2 separate regions of the Homo sapiens genome follow, and region 2 is linked to region 1. The links are chromatin loops, found by intact Hi-C in ENCODE. Cell type or tissue: PC-9. All regions are shown on one strand.

What was found. Peaks named below come from ENCODE experiments on the same cell type or tissue, not always from the same donor. Only the 100,000 strongest peaks of a DNase experiment are listed, where the experiment ranks them.
Region 2: it touches region 1 in a loop (8-fold over the local background); 53 of 110 quality-filtered maps call a loop at or near these places.

What each region holds. Positions count from the first base shown.
Region 1 is chr2:45,992,039-45,994,538 of GRCh38, reverse strand. All of the region lies in intron 6 of PRKCE (protein kinase C epsilon), which reads right to left. Among named protein-coding and RNA genes, the nearest start is that of EPAS1, 300 kb to the left of the region's middle. In PC-9, CTCF peaks have their summits at 811 and 1,010; DNase peaks (open chromatin) are centred at 938 and 2,138; H3K4me3 peaks cover 47 bases; H3K27ac peaks cover 1,506 bases.
Region 2 is chr2:46,364,100-46,366,599 of GRCh38, reverse strand. The region is part of intron 6 of EPAS1 (endothelial PAS domain protein 1); the gene reads right to left. Among named protein-coding and RNA genes, the nearest start is that of LINC01820, 29 kb to the left of the region's middle. In PC-9, CTCF peaks have their summits at 101 (motif pointing right), 1,323 and 1,523 (motif pointing right); a DNase peak (open chromatin) is centred at 1,549; H3K27ac peaks cover 317 bases.

The sequences.
Region 1 (2,500 bases):
GTATCATTCCAACTATAGGACATTCTGGAAAAGGTAAAACTATGAAAATGGTAAAAAGTTTAGTGGTTACCAGGGGTTAGGAGAGAGGGAGGGATGAAGAAGCAGAACACAGAGGATTTTTAGTGCAGTAAAACTATTCTGTAAGATACTATAATGGTAGATTCATGTCATTATACATTTGTCCAAAATCATGGAAATGTACACCACCAAGAGTGAGCCCTAATGTAAACTATGGACTTTGATGATGATGTGTCAATGAAGGTTCACTGACCGTTAACAAATATACCACTCCGTTGCAGAATGCTGATGGTGAGGGAGGCCGTGCATGTGTGGAGGCAGAAGGTTTGTGGAAAATCTTTATACCTTTGACCTATTTTGTTGTGAACCTAAAACTACTCTAAAAAGTAAAGTCTACTAAAAATGTTTAAAAACCAAAACTGTTCCTGGAGTGAAGCCAGGCAGGATAAGCAGCCAGATCTCCGTAATGCTCTACATAACCTGGTCACCTGTCTGGAGAGAGCCCCCCCAGACCAGCCTGGACAGTTCAACTGAGCTACTGAACCCAAGATGCCCATTGGGCTAAAGGTGGGGGTGGGGTGAGGTGGTGGCAGGGTGGCTTTCTCAGGACAAAAACAAACAAGAAAACTCCAGCGCAGCCAGGCCATGGCACCGACTTGACTAATGGAGTTATCACTAATAACTCTGATCCGCGGGCTGATCAGAGACCAGGCAACAGCACTGTGCCCAGAATTCTGTCCCCACTACCCTGCCTCATTGCATCAGCTGCCCTTTGATGCTCATTCACCACACCTGCTCCACCCACCAAACCCATGAAAGCTGTCTTCTGCCTCTCTGTGAAGTGACGGAAAAGAGAATAAAAGAGCCAAGTTGAGAATTTCTTGAGAAGGGCAACTAACTTGTCTACATAACTTGACCACTAGCTCCCTCTGGTGTTGAAATGCCAGACCTGTCTGTCCTGACAAAACAACTTGGGCTGGCAGGTCGGCAAAGGGGGTATCTTTTTTTGGTTTTGGTTTTGAGGACTTTGCCTTTTATTTTTAAAAAGTCTGCTATTTCCCCTGAGTTATGTACTCATCTTAATATGTAAAAAAAATCTCAATCACACATCAGTTAGCATGCACGATGTGAGATAGTGACTTTGAAAGTGCTTTGAAAAGTCTGGAAATGCCAGGGCAAAGTGGTGAGGAAGGGGAGCTCCAGTTACTCTGGGCAGCCATAACGGGAGCAAGATGGGCTCCTGGAGGCTGCAGGTGTCACTGGGAGGCCACAGACCAGCAAAGGACAGTGGGCGTCCCTGTTGGAACCAAAAGAAACCTGAGATGCATTTGCATTAATGTGGCCAAATGAACCACCCACCCCCACCCCTCACAACACTACTGGGGAGCACCAAGGCCAAAGGCCGTGAGCCCCTGCTGCCAATCCACTCCCAGCCCTAGGCTGCCCTTTAAGGCTTCTCTTTCCAGAATGCCTCTCAGTGCTCACTTTCACTGGTTTCATTTGGATAAAGTTGTACCGGGAAGAAATAGATCTGCTTTGCCAGGGGCTCTTACAAAAAGAGAAGCGCTCTTCTACTACTACCCAGCTATTCACCACACATTTGTTGAGGACCTACTATGTGCTGGGTGGTGCAGCAGCAGCAGTGTTGTCTGGGGACACACTGGGGTTCAGGCACTCTGACTTTCACCTTCTATCACACATCCTACCGTCATTTGGAGAGACTTGGTTTCCATGTTTCCACCCTTTTTATAGCTGAGATTGAAGCAAAAGGCAGGCCAGGCTCCTGGGAATTCCTCCAAAGCAAGCAGACAACCTTCTGGGAATGGTGACAGAGCCACTCCTAAGGAGGGGCCCAGGCCCATGTATGCTGCAGGAATTTCTTTATGTTGGGGTAATTTGGCCCTTGAGGGTGAGCCAGGGCAATGGTTTGATTTCATAACAGGTTCCAGTCATGCCAAGCTCAGAGACAGAGAGCAAATATTTGCAAATGGGAAATTGTGTGCTTGTGCAATGGAAGTTGGCAGGGGTGTGAGAGTGAACGACCGCAAAGTCGTTCACGCAGAATGAGGAGAAAGGAGGTAAGAGGGATGCCCCCCTGGGGTCATGCTGGGCCAAATGTCATCACCAGAAAGAGATTTTGGAGTCCTGATCACACCAGAACCGTGACTCAGAGCTTTCCGGGGACCACGATCGGCCGCTTGTCTGCTACCCAGCATTCCTCAGATCAAAGCTCAGACTGAATTTTCAGCCAATCTGCCACGTGTACAGGGGACATTCTCATGGTCCCCAGGCATTGTGGATGTTACTGCAAAGGATTCTGAGTCAACCAAAGCACTCCTGTGGCATTCTTTCTCCCTACACCCCTTTCCAGGCCCTCTCTTGCCTGTAAATTGCTCACACTTATTTCTGACTCAATGCCTGAATTATCGCCTATGATTTCACTTATTATGTTCAATGACCAAGCACAGTGCAAGTTTCTAGA
Region 2 (2,500 bases), 370 kb before region 1:
TAATTCACCAGATTTCAAACATAAGAACAGAGGATACTTTTTAATAATAAAGTCAAAAAACAGCAGACCAAGGATGCAGTGAGGAGAGAGATGCAGATAGATAGTCAGCCACAAGGAGGCAGAGGAAGGATGAAAGGAAATAGAAAATACAGCTTTAAAGGGGGTTGTTAAATTCTGAAGTTGGTGTTACCCCAAGTAAATACGTGGGTCAGCTCTCTGAGCACTGGACTTCAGAGTGAGATGTGCCTTCAAAATGTAAAATGAATGATTCATTGCTCTTTACTCTCAAAACTGTTTAGAAGCTCTATTCAAAATACACCACCTACAGCAGAGTGCTCGCAAAAAAATTATTCTCTTGGCTACAGCGTGAGTGCTGCCACCTCAAGTGGCAGAAAGAAATCCACCCACAGGCCTGAGAAGGCTCGCTCTTCTTCCCCGCATGTAATCGCCAGCACCCGTCCACGTGCGGTGCAGCGCCACGGTGCCTGACTTCAGATGCCACCGCCTGGAGTCACGCAAGATCTGGCTGCAGTTTTTACCCCTGTTCCCTACACGAGTAAAGGATTTGCTAGGTAAATTAATCATGTAAGCAAGATGGTGAGAGAGTATTTAAACTGTTTAAGAGGATGAAAGTTTTAAGTACTTTGTAACCACCTATTTGTTTTCCAAAGAATGTATCTGCTAATAAATACTTCAAGTCGGCTTGCTTTCCTTCCACACTCTGCCCATCGCCTCTCCTCAGCACCCCGTGATTTATCTCATTTTGGTTTCTATATGTGCTTATAAGCTTTGACACTGCGTTTCCTTACTAATATGTACGCTGTTCACTAACTCAGATTTCAGTGCCTTCGGTTGGTTTTAATATATTTTCATCTAGATTTTGTTTGCTTTAAACAGTACTTAAGCCTTGTGTTTTCCTCAAATACTACATGGTTATATGAAATCTATACAACCAGCTCTGTAATTAACGGGAAATCCATTTCTATCCTGTCTGTGGAGTGTTACAGGGTACCTGTAGGGGTAAGAGTATACATAGGAAGGTTGTGTGTGTGTTTTACCACTTATGGCTCTTTATAGTTCTCCTTACTGACATTATCTTTAGGATCCTCAACGTTTCCCTCACTTTCACCATTTTTACTTATTCTCAACTTCTTTGTAGAAAAACAATTCACCATAAATTTATCCACAGAACTTGGAATGTAGGCATCTTTATTCAACTGTAACTCCTGATATTAATATGTCCTATGTTCCCTAAATGCAATGACAAAACAGGGTTGCCCTAAAGTTCTTTACCTGTAAAAATTGTATGACCCTCTTTGTTGATTTGAAATTTTTACTGTAATTTTGAAACCTCTTCCCCTGGTGATACTGCTCCTATCCACATAATTTGGTTTTATAATTTATTTCTAAGATACAGGAAGACTCCTACAACTGACAAAATCGCAGTGGGATTATATGATAATTAGAAAGGCCTGGCCTCTATCTCCCTGACGGCTTGGCTTCCTTCACAGTTACCTCTTTCACCACTAGATGGCACCTCCACATGAATTTAAGAACCACCCTATTTTAAAGTTAAACTACTTGGGAACAACTTTTGTCTTCCTTTTGGGTAAATGGAATGTTGTATTTTGTACCATTCACTGTGGTTTCATTAAATGGCTTATGTCTCAAACTCTCAACTCCTGAAGATCAGGAATCATCTCTTTTACTTTGATGTAATGGTCTCTGGCACACAGTTACATAGCAGATGCACAGTAAATGACAGTTCGTAACTGGTTGCTCAGTATTTCGGGAAACAGAGTATATTGCCTATGTTTGAGTCGTAAATGAAGAAGAGATCATTAATTCCATTAATAATCAGGATATTTTTCTTTTACCCTGCTACTCAACTTGCTCCCCTTGTCTAGAGCAGTTGACCATAGGTACATAAATGTGACCGACATGAATTGTTATGAAATTTACTTTTAAAAGTATTTACTATTTTAAAAACAATTAATGCAGGACTTAATATGGTACTCTGATCCCTCATTAACAGGAGGACAAATGCATTTTGAACCATCTGTATTCCTTTATTCTATTTCAGATGTTTCAGAATAGGTTGTTTCAGATTCAACTGATTTGACCTGAGAGTTCAATGTAAAATTAGAGTTGTCTTTTCTCTCCCTTCTTTCCTGTCGGTTTTCATCTTTTTCTCCATGACCCTTTTTCTTTTTTTGCTTGATTGTGTCTGTGGTCTCAGTATATATAAGACAAGTACCAAACTGCTTCAAAATTGATTTTGTGGATTCTAACTGCCATACATTTTCTTCAGATTCTAACTTTTCTTGTAGGAAAACAATCCCCTTTGTGGGAATCACAGCACCTTGTGTGTCTCAGATGTCATTAAACCTAGTGAATTTCCTGATTAAAATGGAGAACCCCTCACCCCATTAGGTATCTTGGACAGGCATTGGTTTTTGCAGGATTTGTCTCTAAAGGGGAATTGAGGCGGAGAGTGTAT